Linked DNA regions of Homo sapiens: region 1 is linked to region 2. Evidence: read pairs that join two places in POLR2A ChIA-PET (ENCODE). Cell type or tissue: GM12878. All regions are shown on one strand. Links, peaks and the distances in the headings refer to the core of each region. The heading gives the core; the rest is flanking DNA.

What was found. Peaks named below come from ENCODE experiments on the same cell type or tissue, not always from the same donor. Only the 100,000 strongest peaks of a DNase experiment are listed, where the experiment ranks them.
Region 1: POLR2A ChIA-PET joins it to region 2 with 10 read pairs; 3 of 35 experiments call an interaction of 5 or more read pairs at or near these places.

What each region holds. Positions count from the first base shown.
Region 1 is chr6:156,787,286-156,795,615 of GRCh38, reverse strand. The region is part of intron 1 of ARID1B (AT-rich interaction domain 1B); the gene reads right to left. Among named protein-coding and RNA genes, the nearest start is that of MIR4466, 12 kb to the right of the region's middle. In GM12878, for the core only: no CTCF peak of the experiment used is centred there; a DNase peak (open chromatin) is centred at 4,185; H3K4me3 peaks cover 1,444 bases; H3K27ac peaks cover 536 bases.
Region 2 is chr6:155,306,783-155,313,229 of GRCh38, reverse strand. It overlaps TFB1M (transcription factor B1, mitochondrial), which reads left to right. Exons shown (of 7, transcript NM_016020.4): 2 at 1,891-2,042. Among named protein-coding and RNA genes, the nearest start is that of TFB1M, 4.5 kb to the left of the region's middle. In GM12878, for the core only: no CTCF peak of the experiment used is centred there; no DNase peak of the experiment used is centred there.

The DNA of each region.
Region 1 (8,330 bases), core at 1,650-6,649, 1.5 Mb before region 2:
TACAAAGACAGAAATAATCAAGACTCTATGTCATGAAATAACCTCACTGAAGAACTGGAGGAGTTTTCTGCCTTACATCTGTTCTTTTAACTATGCATTACCGTCTTGATGATTTTTAGATATGCTAATTTTGGTGTTTGGTTGACAACTTTTAGCACCATAGTACTTCAATCTGGGTACATAATGAATATTATATTTTGTTGGTTTCTTACTCTAAAATTATCTCTCATCCGGCTGCCTGGATTTCCCCTTCTCTCCTACCTTCCGGCCTCCCTTCCCTTATTCTCTCTTCCCACTTCCTCGGACTCATGGATTTCTGGACTCGTAAACCCCAGCGAATCTGAGACACCGTCCAGTCTGTGCACCAACTCTCTTTCATCCAACACAAATGACCTAACAGCCACCGTGTGCTGCCTTACTCCTTCCCAGGCCCTGCAGCAGCCTCCGCCTCCTGAACCAGCCAAGCCAAGCAGGCTTTCCTCTAAATGGCTGCTGACTAGTTCACGGCCACCCTGGGTAACTATGCAATGACCCAGACGGTGGTAGGGAGCAACGACCCAGATAATGGTAGGGAGTTTCCCTGAAGAACAAATGTAAATTAATGTCTGGTGATGTGATCAGAAAATCCCAATGCCACCCTCCAGCCCTTGTAGCCCAAATTCTTGCCTCTTCTATGTCTGATAATGACTACAGAGCCAAAATACACTAAAAGCTCCTGAATTATAAGAATGTGGGCCAGGTGCAGAAGGGCTTCACGCCTGTAATCCCAGACTTTGGGAGACCAAGGTGAGTGGATCACTTGAGCTCAGGAATTCAAGACCAGCCTGGGCAACATGGCAAAACCCCCGTCTCTACAAAAAAATAACAAAAATTAGCCAGGTGTGGTGGTGCGTGCCTTAACTCCAGCTACTTGGGAGGCTGAGGTGGGAGTCACTTGAGCCCAGGAGAGAGAGGTTGCCATCAGTGAACCAAGATCGCACCACTGCACTCCAGCCTGGGTGATGATGTGAAATTGTCTCAAAAAAAAAAAAAAAAAAAAAAAAAAGAATGTGCCAGGCTCCATGGTTCATGTGAATGACTACGCCCAGACTCCCAGGCCTCCCAGGCCAAGGCAGGAGGATTGCTTGAGCCGCCCAGAATGTAAAGAGACCAGCCTGGGCAACACAGCAAGACCCCCATCTCTACAAAGAATTTAAAAATTAGCTGGGCATTGTAGCATGCGCCTGTGGTCCCAGCTACTCAGGAGGCTGCGGTGGGAGGATTGCTTGGGCCCAGGAATTCAAGGTTGCAGTGAGCTATGATCATGCCACAGCACTCTAGGCTGAGCGACAGAGCAAGACTCTGTCTCCAAAAAAAGAAAAGAAAAAAAAAAGAATGCAATTTTACATGTCTTAGCAATAACAAAAAAGAAGTCTTTTTTTTTAAATGTTACCACTTGCTCTTCAGTGGCCCTACTGACAGACAGAAAGGTGGGCTTCCAGGCCACTCCAGAGCCTGATGGCATCTGAGTTCCTGGGGGCAGGGGTTACTTCCCTAGGTGATTCTGAAGCACAACTGGGTTTGAAAACCACTAGTTTAGTGGAAAGAATGTAGGCTTTAGCACCAGAAAAACCAGGGTATTGAACAAATTTCTAAATTCTACCAGTTTCCTTGTCTATAAAATAGAGATAATGATGATGCTTTTGCAAGACTGTTGAAAGGATTGCAGATAATACGTGCAATGTGCCTTGGCACACATACTAGGAGTGCATTAATGGTAGTCATTATTACTATTACTATTGCTTTTTATTATAGCACTGTTATTTATGGCTCTTCTAAGTCTTTCTCTAAACCTCCATTTCTTTATTTGAGAGGCAAGAATGAGAAGCAGCATATCCATAAGAGTTTTGCCAGTCACTCCTGACTAGAACGACAGGCTGATTTCATGTTTCCCCAAGTATCAGTCCTATGCAGCCCACCCTTTTTGAAAAACCATGCAAGGCCGGGCCCAGTGGTTCAACACCTATAATCCTAGCTCTTCGGGAAGCTGAGGCAGGAGAACTGCTTGAGGCCAGGAGTCCAAGACCAGCCCGGGCAACACAGTGAGACCCCATCTCTGCAAAAATTTTGAAAAGTAGGCAGGCATGGTGGCATGTGCCTGTAGGCCCAGATACTCACGAGGCTGAGCTGGGAGGATTGCTTAAGCCCAGAAAGTCGAGCCATGACCTCACCGCTGCCCACTAGCCTGGGCAACAGAGTAAGACCCTGTCTCAAAGAAAAGGAAAAAAAATCCCACAATGCTCAGCTGCTGACTCACGGACACCCTGACATTTCTGCTGCCTCCTCTGCACCCAGCTGGCTGCTCTCCTTCACTGTGTGCACCAGGAGGACCACTCTCCACTTGGCCATCCTGACCTTAATGACACACCTGCCTTGCTTCTTCTCCAATCACAGAATTCCCTTTTGCCTTCTCAGGTGCCAGCCATGCCTCATGCCCCCACCCCGGTATTAATCTGATATTAGGGCTGTGCTGGCTGCTGCATCTTCCCAGGTAGGCATAAAGATGCTGTCATCACTGGATTAGCGCTCCTTATGCCTGCCATGCGAACTGCAGTCCACGAAAGCCCCCACATTCTACAAGACTGTGATAAGATACTTCCCCCAATTTTTTTTTCATTGTCCTCATTTAAAAAGAAACAAGTCATCCTCGGATAAAAGGATAATTCTGCTTCCCCCATAGTCTATCGTATCCATTAAGCACATTCCCTACACAGACATCCTAAGGACTAAACCTATTTTACACCCACGGAAAGAGCCAGGTATCTATGACAGCTCCCACAGCGCCTGTAACGGATGCTCTGACCCACGATATTTCATAAACCCTAATGTACACAGGAAAAGCTCAGCTTTGAAAGCTATACAAAAGCACTCATAAATTTCAGACTGCCCTAAGCACCCCTCCTTTTGCTAAGACACTAGCTGGAGTACCACTTCAGACCCATTATTCTTATAACGACAACCTTCCTTATGCATCTCGTCCTATCAGCCTACTCAAGCACCATGACTATTATTTATACTGAATTTTACACTAACTGCAAGTATGTTTATTAACAAGGCAAAGATAAATGTTCTTTAAAACTAGCTTTGTCTAATAAAAATCCAAAAATGTGCTATTAATTACTTTTATTCATCATTACACTATGATGAGTCTCACTATGTTGCCCAGGCTGGTCTTGGACTCCTGGCCTCAAGCACTTCTCCTACCTCAGCTTCCCAAAGAGCTAGGATTACAGGTGTTGAACCACTGGGTCCGGCCTTGCATGGTTTTTTAAAAAGGGGGGGCTGCATAGGACTGATACTTGGGGAAACATGAAATCAGCTTGTCATTCTAGTCAGGAGTGATTGGCAAAACTCTTATGGATATGCTGCTTCTCATTCTTGCCTCTCAAATAAAGAAATGTAGGTTTAGAGAAAGACTTAGAAGAGCCATAAATAACAGTGCTATAATAAAAATACTCAGCTATTACAAAGCTAATAACTCTCATATGAGTAAAGTTCTAAGTATCAATTCATTTCAAAATTCCAGATACAGGTCATACATTCATCTCTCCTTTTTTTTAAAGATTTCTGCTTTTGAAAGACTCATCTAAATTGTCCACTATGTCAAAAGTATTTAATTCCTAGCATTAGGAAATAAACAAAAATTCAAAGATTTCAAAAATATAGTTTGGAAAGGAAGAGAAAGAGGAGAGTCAAAACGAATTAGCAATGCCCATAATAACAATGTCCTTTTTTAAAAGGACACGGTTCCAGAATTCCTACATTTATCTCTCTATCTCCATCTGTCAGTTGCTCTTCGGATCCTGCACATCAGCACATTGTGAACAGACGGTGGGTATTTTCACCCTGGACCAGGTAGAAAGCTTGCCTGCCTGTACACGCTGACTGCCTCCCTGTGTTATCTGTCCGTGTTCCGTTTGAATCCAATTTCCTTGCATTACCTCTGCCCAGGTCAGGGATGAATGGCCGTCAAATTCCCAGTGGAATAAAAAGAAAAACCCTTTTCTTCCTGAGGCAGCAAGTTTCAATTCACAGAGCACATGGCTAATCTACATATGTGAAGGTCACGGCACTTCAGTCAAAGAGGTTAAGAATGGAACAGCTCACGTAAGGGGTTGTCTTAAACATCTTGGCATGATGCCCAACAAGTGAGACTGTTGAAAAGCAATAGATAGCTCTGGCAGCAGCAAGGGGAAAAATATTTTGATCATGTGATGCCATACACATTACCTCGTTTATTTCATGTGTGAAAGTTTGAGAGTCCCTGAAAAATACCACATATGCAAATCAAATCCAGATTTCAGCTTTACCAGTTTAGCCATGCTAGTACACCTTCCTCTTCATAAAATACATTTATATGGAATTTGTGGATGCACCAAGAATAAAACTTCAACATATTGACAGCCAGCTGGCTCAAATATCTTAACAGCTGATTACAACTTCTTTGCATTAGTTTTTCCATGAAGCATGAAACTACTTAGACTGGGAAAGGGTATTTAGACTAAAAAAGCATATTCTTTTAAGTTATCCAAATATAACTGTCTTAAATAAAATTCATCTTCTCCATCTTTCTCTATTCTTCTCTTTCTCACTAATAATATAGCAATATGGAAAATTACAGAAACTTAATGCATAATAAAAGATAAAACACAAAACTGCTTACCTTTCAATTTCCCTCTTCAGTAATTAATTGTAGAATAAAACACTGGTGCTTCTAAGTGCTTGTGTCTCCGACCAATATCAGAGTGGAGGAGGAAGGACAGAGTCTTGCCATATACAATAGACATGGGTGAAAGAGGAAAAGTCAGGATTGCAGAGGGCATGTCTCTGCCTCCTGTATGCATGGCGCCTTCCTGAAATGCGTTCTGCATCAGCCAATTCAGGTTAAAGGCAGTTGGCACTAAGATGGGGGGAAAGGGATGATTTCCACACCCAGCAAAGTCATAAAAAGTATGACTGTAATTTTTAAAATTTTCCAACAGTCAACAATAATAAATACTTGTTTAATACATGAAGAAAATAAAGTAGAAGCAAAAGATCCATTTTACCAATTTGGAAATTGTCTGCCAGACACCCATTTCCTTCAACTCAAAATTCAGATTGCTTATGAGGCCAGAGTTATTGTCTGTATTTCTAATTAAATGGAATACTAAGTAAAATTTAAACACCCCACAAACTATCTTAATTAATTTAATCACCACTGTTTACTCAGTAATCTAAGGACATCACTCTATGCTCAACAATTAATACAATGTTTAACAATTTACAAATATTTTCTGGATATCTACTTCTGTGGTACAGTGCCCCTACACCAACGTCACTAAATGTTTACTGATGGTAGGAAAATTAAATTCTTCAATTATAAATCTTCTGAATTTATTTCCTCACCAGTTAAAAATATGACTGCTTAAAAAACAGGCAAACTACAGTAAACATTTTAGAATTGCTCAATAACTTACTTTTCCTAACACTGGACAAGGTAAAAACATATCAGGAAATTTGAAAACTGCCATGGTATGGATTAGAACTAAGCTTCAAATATAAACCTATTTGCTCTGAAAGACCGATAGGCTGCTAAGTAACTTGTTAAATTAACTAATAGAGAATTGCCTCTAACTCATTTTAATTCCTTATTCATGAGAAAATACAATCCTTTGTTACTCTATTAAAAGGTCCTTTTCATTGCCAAGCAGCATACACGTTTCTTATAAAGTTTAGTCCTCATGAAAATTCCATGAGTTAAGTATCCTTTCCCATTCTTTGACAAATGAGGAAACCACACAGCACAGAGAAGCGAAGTGACTTGCCTGAGGTCACACAGCTAGTAAATGCATAATCTTCCAGTGCTCTCTAACCTGCCAGCTTTTGGCTCTAGCCCTTGCCCCAAGCCCCATGCCTCTTTACCTTCACTGTTTGTTTCTCATTAACCAAGTCTTAGCTCATCAGACCTCCTTTGCTGTAGGAGCCTTCCTGCCTCAACTCCACCCCAACCTAATCTATATAAAGTGACCCTCTAACATCAAAACTTCTTTCACAAAATCCTTTACACCTTACTGTGTAGCATGTTTACTTGTCCTTAATTCCTGCATTGTCCATTTGTGGAGGTCACCAAAGAATCCCATCACCCAGCATGATGCCTGGCACACAGTGAGCTCTTCACAAACATGTGCCTTCTGCCCACATTATTGCTGTGATGACACGAATCTATAGTTCCAAAGCCCTGACGCACACAGTTCAATACAGTGAAGTAAATGAACTGAGTATTAAATCCTTCATGTTACTGATGTGAAGGCTTTTCTTTAGCAGAAAAATCACCATATGAATGACACCCAATACAAAATCCAAATTAGGATCACTTTCTCATCAACGTCACAGCACCAAAGAACAATCTCCAAGTACACTGACCTTCCACATAGAATAGCAAATACTGACCAAACGGATTTCCTTGCAACTGATATTGGAAATGAATAATACATTCGTTAGGAAAGTTTCAGCTTGGATACATCATTTACTCCATAAATACTTCTTAGATGGTGCACTTTGAGGAATATAGTCTTTTTGCATAAGAACTACAGAAGAAAACTGTAGCCATTCACTTTAATTTCCACTTTGTAAAACACCAGGAGTCTATGATAATACACCTGGGAAAATTAAGGATCATATGTCATCTTTACTCTGTGTATCTTAAGCACCAAGTGGTGCTCAGTAAGTATTTGTTCATAATAGAATTACATTTTGTCCCTGATAGTTTTATAAATCTCAGCATTTAAAAAAAATTGCTCTTTATATATTTGAGGGAGGACCCCGGTACTCTTAGATTTGACATTCCTGTTTTGACTATTTAAGAGCAGCCCTAACCCTCCATGCATAGTAAATTATAATTTTGCTAAGGATCAAGTCTAAATCATATATTCAGTGAAGATGAAGCAAACACAGAAGCAAGTTACTTAGCTAATGAGAGACCAAAGTCTAGCACCCAAAATCTCCAAGAAGCCTACTTTTAAATTTTTGCAACTTCGTTCCTTTGCAAAAAGTAATTCTCCTAAAAAGCCAGTCATTTTTTGCAGATCATCAAAGTGGGAAGGTTTAGGAAGTATAACAGAGGAATGATTGTTGGCCAGAGAAGAGACCACTAATTAATATTAGGGATGGGATATTGAATGGGGTAGCAGCTTGGGGCCAATGGCATCAGCCGTAGGCTCTGTGGGTAAACCAAAACCAATTTATACAACTGCTGAGCAAGAGTCCCAATCAGTACAAAACCACATTCTGTAAGGGAAACTACAGTGGAATGCAAAAATCTATGTATTTGCACAGGTCTCAGTTTATATTCACAGAATATGTCTGGGATCTAGTGTGGTTTAATAAGCTGTTCAGCGGTGCATAGCTGATTAGGCACTATTTGTTTAAAAATTCAAAGCAGCACAGATTTTTGGAGCTGGGAGGGGCTGAGCATCACCTAATTGATGCCAGCAAGGGCTTGTCCTGAGTCAGCCACACCCCGAAGTACAGCAGGACCAGGCAGAGAATGAGAAAACAAGCCCCACATGGGAAGGCAGGTAGGCAGAGAAGAGAGGGGCCACATACAGATGCCACAGATAGACATCCATGACCTCAGTGAAGGTTTTCAACAACCCTGCCCAGCAGCCAACATTCCAGGTAAGGAAACTGACCCCCTGCTGGAGTGCAGAGAAAATGGGTGCTGAGGCCTCCAAATGAGCTAAGGTCTGACCAGCTCCAAGCCCATGATCTTACCATTGTGTCAGGATGCCTCATCATAGAAGCTTATTCGCTCACAAATCCTCAGAATCACCAAAATAAACTAATACACAGCAAACATGCCAGTCCCCTCGGAATTATGTCTGCTTCTTCAGAAAGATACTTGCTCAGCAGTAGCAATGTTCCACATTCCTATTTCCAAGGTCATTTATAATTCATTAGTTAGAGTGAATTTATTATAAAATATACCAGTGGTAACAGAAAATTTAAAGGGCATTAAAATGGGTGTGTAGCTTGATATATGGTCACTGAATCTTAAAAGGTGGTTCTCAAGATTTCACAAATTAGACGCCAGCTTCTAAATGAATTTTAGAATTAACAATCATTTCAATATAAGGCTATGAAATATGGTGAGTGGTTTAACTTCTAAGATGCTCATCACAAAAAGAAACAGTAGATACTAAGAATTCTGGAACTGCCTCCACTAATCATCAATGCCTCGCTTTCTGAAAGGTTTATTTCAGGACCCAGAAGCAGTAGCTGAATTTACTCCTCAGCCAGCATACATTATC
Region 2 (6,447 bases), core at 1,448-6,447:
TGTTGCCCAAGCTGGAGTGCAATGGCATGATCTCAGCTCACTGCAACCTCCGCCTCCCCGGTTCAAGTGATTCTCGTGCCTCAGCCTCCCAGGTAGCTAGGATTACAGGCGTGAGCCACCGTGCCTAGCTAATTTTGTGTTTTTAGTAAAGACAGGGTTTCACTATGTTGCTCAGGCTGGTCTCAAACTCCTGATCTCAAGTGATCCACTCGCCTCGGCCTTCCAAAGTGTTGGGATTACAGGTGTGAGCCACCATGTCCAGTAGTTTCCTCATCTTTTAATTGGAAGAAGGGCCTACTACTTTAAAAGATTGCCCACTCTAAAATTCTTTGGTTCTAGTAATAGCTAGTACCAGCCTTTTCTGCTTGTTATTAGCCACATTCTAAATATAAATCACCATTCTCAGGGCAGAAGTTATAGGTCTGTGTATTTTTTAAAATCCTTCAAATACATTTTCTCATGAGCCTTTATCTTCAGGAGTAAGTTTCAAATTCTAGATATTATCCACTCTTTCTATGGGAACCAGAGTTAACGGAGATGAGGGTACTTAGCTGAGGTTAGAAGCTCAGGCAGAAGAGAGCAAGATTGAAATCCAAGCTCATTGATTTGATAGCGCTTCTTTAATATTCATTTGTATTTCAATGTGCCTGAAAAGTTTGAGAGCAGAGACCTGCCTACTGTTGTAGCTCTCCATTTTAAAGAAGGAGAGTATTAAATTTATTCCATAATGTATCATTCCTGTTCCCTCTGAGAGGCATTGGCTTTAGGATTTATACCTATGTTGAAGTCCATGACCTTGTACAAATAAAACAATAGACAAGGAAACTGAAAAGTTAAGAGAAATGAAATTGGGATAGGAGTCCTTGGTTAACATGTAAGGATTAGGTGAGAATGTGTGTAAATCCATCATAATAGATAAGATGGTCAGTGGATGCTAATTCCCTCCCTGTTAAAAGACTAAACCATTTTTGGATGGCTGAGAAACTAGTTTCCGCATTTTAGCTGACAAAGTTATGTTGTTGAAAACAAGCAAAAATAGGACTGTGAACACCTACAAGAAGTGCTGGTATGTTTTTAGTGACTAAATTTCCACTATCCTAGGAAGACCAGTTCCTTGGATTTCCATATCTCAGAATCACTAAGACCAGCCCATTGCATGTTTTTCCAGATGTGATGACTGGTTGCACAGAGTCAGTACTCTACCTTTTTATGATGTCTTAAGGGCTGCTAACTTGAATTTGATTAATTAAAAAATTAATTTTTCTGTATTAACATGCATGTGTGCAAAGCTTTAAAAACCCTCAACTGCTCAATTTAACTTTTTCCTGAAAATGACTAAGAATTCAAATTTCTGAAAATCTTACGATCTAAGAACTTATTGCCATTGCCATAGTGACCACCACCAAGATGTCTCTAGATAAAAATAAGACTTCAGCACTTTTTGCTTTTGGATTTCACTAGCAATACTGAAGATTCTGAATGTGAAACTAGTATTGCTTATTCAGATATTCAATGTTCAATAACTATAGAAAAGTGCTGCATTCTTATCCAGTCTGTTCTTAGGAGTCGGTTGGTTTCAAATCAGTTTGAAAGGAATTTGCATGGGACAGATGGAAACTACAATATTAGCTAAATTTAAGCTAAGAAACTTTGTCATGATAATCCTGTGTGTGTTAAGGGACTGGTACAGTTCAATGGTGATGTGGTAGCATATTCGATTGCCACTTCATGTTAATTTAGGTAGAGAGTTAAATAGTCAAATAAATATTATACATAAAGGATCAATTGATTGGGTAATGGCTGAATTTTTATAGAAGATTTTTCTCTCTAAATTTCATACGTTGAAATTTGCCAAGTTAATTGAGATAACTAAAACTCTTTTTCCTCTAGATAAGATTGTAAGGAAAGCTGGCAATCTGACAAATGCTTATGTTTACGAAGTGGGCCCTGGGCCAGGGGGAATCACAAGATCTATTCTTAATGCCGACGTCGCTGAACTTCTGGTGGTTGAAAAGGACACTCGATTTATTCCTGGATTACAGGTGAGATGCTTAAAGTGTCTGCTTTAGGAGGCAAAAGCTGAATTTAAATCTTTATGCCATGATGCTTAAACCCCAAGGTATCCAAAGATTATGTAGGTTTTTCCTCAACTATAGATCCCCAAGGCCCCATTCCAGAGATTTTGATTCCATAGTCTGGAGAAATCTGGAAATCTCCATTTTTAACAAGCACTCTCAGAGGGTCTATTGACTACACCTTGAAAAAAACCTGCTTTAAGCATTTATGCTAAACAAATTAATTGTTTTGTGTGATTTTTTTTTTTAAGTCTGCTAATAGCTATGCATGTCGTGGCCCATTCCTTCAAAAATAAATAAAAATAAATAATGGCCAGTAATGACTCATTGGTATGACTTTTGAGAACTTCATTTAGGTTCAAAAAGCATTTCCACAAACAAAAGATGAGTAAGACATATGCACGTTTGTCATCATGAGAGACTAATTATGAAGCTTAAGCATTCTTTTATAAGGTAAATTTTTTAAGTGAAGGAAGGAAGTTGTACTTTTATAGATTTAGGATGAGGTTTAAATGAAATGATACATGCATCTTTAAAATACAGGCACTGTTATTGTATAAGAAATGAGAGTTGAAGGAACTGGGCATGTTTCAACTGGAGAAAAGAGGCCCTGGGTAAGAGTGTATATAGCAGCACATCCAAGGTTGGGGGTACATAGGATAAGCTTGTTTTGATCTTTTCTAAGAAAGAGCTAAAACAAATAGATGGAAATTGAGGGAGGCAGGATTGAGGATTTGAAATAAGGAGGAACTTACTTTTTTTAAAACGCTGGCAAACAGTGAAATAGATTGTATCAGGGATCTTGTAAAGGGATTTCCTCATAGGGGAACACTTAATGTCTTAAAGGCCTTTGATTCCTCCATAATTCTAAAATTTTAAAAGAGTCCTGAACCTTTGGCTCAGATGAGAAGCAATTTATCATGTGACTATAATAGAATAATGTAGTTATCTACGTTATTACTTCCATACAAAAGGACAAATTGATTTTAAACGAGTATATTCTCATACTAACTTGTATATATATTAATGGAAAAATGTTAATTTCTGTCAGAACGGTTTGAGAAGTTGTTTTTGAAAACCTAGAACTTTGTGTGCATGTATCTGATTTTTTTAAGAAACCTAGCAGTTTTTCCCTAATCTTGCTTTATCTAGTTTTTATGCTTTAAAAAATTACATAATATTTCCTTTTATCTAGTTTTACCAGTCTATACTAACAGAATTGGTTTCAGATACTAAACTTTATGTTGAGATAGTCACATGGCACATATTCCTTGATCAAATGTGGAATTTAATAGTGATTTTTGTTTTGAACTGTGTTCTTATTTTAAGAATTATATATAAGTTGGAGGTGGACGTGGGAATATTATTATTTTTGGTGAGATCATGAGATTATAAAAAGAAACTAAATAACTGTATAATCCCCTTCGGGCTTATTCGTGTAGCCCTTTTTGGACATAGGGAATACTCACCTGACTTTTTTGCTCTTAAAAAGACTTCTTGTCCCTCATATCTCACCATTCGTTGGGTTTATTCTTTCTTATTAGGCCAGGGGGTGAACCAGATTTCCATTCATTCCCACATATTCCCCTCTTTGATATGAACAAAAGATCTTTGAAGGCAGATTGTTGAAAAGAGCGACTGCCACCCTTCTCTTCTCAGTTTCCCCCAAACCCATAAGTCACTGCGTTCCTAATTCCAGCCTTGTTTTATCTCATTCGATTTATCATCATCTGACATACTGTATATATGTTCTTCCCATTTGTTTGTTAATTGACTCACCTGTCTGGAATGTAAGTACCATGAGGGTAGAAATGTGTGTCTGTTTTGTTCCCTGCTGTACCTCTATCTCACGTAACAGTGCCTAGCACATAGCAGGTGTTCAGTAAATGTCTCACATGAGAAACAAAAAAGTTGACCACTATTTCTGCATCTGTGTATATATATACACAAATGTATATGTATCTCTCATATTAATTAAATGTATCATTAAATAGTGAAAGTAAATATTTGTGTAGCATTGATAATGAAAAAGTTTTATGCTCTTTTTTCTAAATGTGAAGGCTGATTTCAAGTTAAATTACTCTAGAGGAAATGTATATTTGACTTCTCATTTGTTTTTAGTAGAAACAAAATTAATTCTTAGTATCTTATATGCAGGAAAGGAATTTGCCTTAAAAAGAAATGTTGGGTACTAAAATATCAAATAGGCCTTTTTTTCCCCAGTGAGGAATGTTTCAATATGTAAAACTACTTTGTTTTAGAGGTACTAAATTAATCATAAAACTGAGTAAAAGCAGAAAGAAGGTGATCTATTTTAAGGATACCATTTTAGTGATTTCTAAGCTAATAGAATTACTTTTTAAAGAAATTGTAATAATTTATAAAATACCTTCTAGCTGAAAGCCTGTCATTTGTAGCTTAATTCAATTCCTACAGTATTTTCATGAGGCAGTTTAGGGGAAAGAAAAACTGGTGCTAACATACAGGATTCATGCTCAGCATGTTATAAAGGTAAGAAAAACATGTCTAGTATGTTTAGTATAGTATAGTTTTGTGGTAAAGACGCAGACTTCAGCATCAGACTGCCTGGGTTTAACTTCAGATTCTACTACTAGTTGGGTGACTTTGGGTAGGTAATTTTGTCCTCTGTGCCTCAGTTTGCTCTTAGGACTCATATGAGGATTCAGTGTATGCCTGATACTTAGAAAGCACTGAATAATATCTTAGTTATAAGTAATCAGTTAAATTATTATCCCCATGCCTTGATTACCTCTGGTGATTAATGACTGATCAGGAGACTGCTGATCTGGAAAGAGGTATAGGAGGAAGTCGTGTTATTCCATTGGAGCACTAGAAAATTCTCCAGTGCTATGGAAACATTGGGGTGTTTTCCAACTCATCAAACTTGCATTGGACACCTAGGGTTTCTTTTCTTGATGTTGTCACATTCTGATTGTGCATTTCTAGGTTTTTAAGTTTTTCGTTGTTTCTTGTTACATTTTTATGACTGACTGGATTCTCTGTGCTGTGGAGAGGAGTGAGGAGATTTCCTGAATCTCAAGGAGCTTGAGGCCTTGATAGGTTTTTCCTCTTTCTGAACTGGAAATAACTTAGATTTCCTGACATCTCAGGGAATTTGAAGCTTTGATAGGTTCTTCTCCATTTGTGAACTGGAGATAAATTCGTAAATCACTCGTACCCTTTCAGAGAAGTAGTACAGATTTCCTCTCATTTTTTTTTTTTTTCTGTTTATTTTAGAGCAAACCTGTGCAACACACGGCCCACGGGCTGCCTGCGGCCCAACACAAATTCTTAAACTTTCTTAAAACATTATGAAATTTGTTTTGCATTTTTTTTAAGCTCATCTGCTATCGTTAGTGTATTTTATGTGTGGCCCAGGACAGTTCTTCTTCCAGTGTGGCCGAGGGAAGCCAAAAGATTGCAATTGCACAGCACTGTTTTAAAGGCTTCATATATTAAAAATAATAATAGCTAATATTTATGGAGAGTTTATCACAGTAAATACTTTGTGATATGGTTTGGCTCTGTGTCCTCACCCAAATCTCCTCTTGTAGCTCCCGTAATTCCCATGTGTTGTGGGAGGGACTCAGTGGGAGATGATTGAATCATGGGGGTGGGTCTTTCCTGTGCTGTTCTCATGATAGTGGATGGGTCTCACAAGATCTGATGGTTTTAAAAATGGGAGTTTACCTGCACAAGCTCTCTCTTTGCCTGTTGCCATCCACGTAGGATGTGACTTGCTCCTACTTGCCTTCCGTCATGATTGTGAGGCCTCCCCCAGCCATGTGGAACTGTGAGTCTAAACCTCTTTTGTAAATTGCCCAGTCTCGGGAATGTCTTTATGAGCAGCAGCATGAAAACGAGCTAATACACTTTGTTTTACAGCTTTGTTGAGATACAGTTGATGCTCAGTAAACTGCACATACTTAAAGTGTACAAATTACTGAGGATTTGTCTGTGTGTATATGTGTGTGTGTGTGTGTGTGTGTGTGTGTGTATGTGTTTGAGACATGGTCTCACTCTGTCACCCAGGCTGGAGTGCAGTGACACAAGCACAACTCAACAGCTCACTGCAGCCTTGACCTCCTGGGCTCAAGCAATCCTCCCACTTCAGCCTCTTGAGTAGGTGGAACTACAGGTGCACACCACCATGCCTGGCTGAGTTTTGTATTTTTTTGTAGAAATGGGATTTCACCATTTCTACATGGTGGTCTCAAACTCCCGGGCTTAAGCAATCTGCCCACCTCAGTCTCCCAAGATGCTGGGATTACAGGCAAGAGCCACCGCGTCCAGTTAACTGAGTTTTGACATATATGTGATTGCATGAAACCATTATCACAATCAAGAAAAT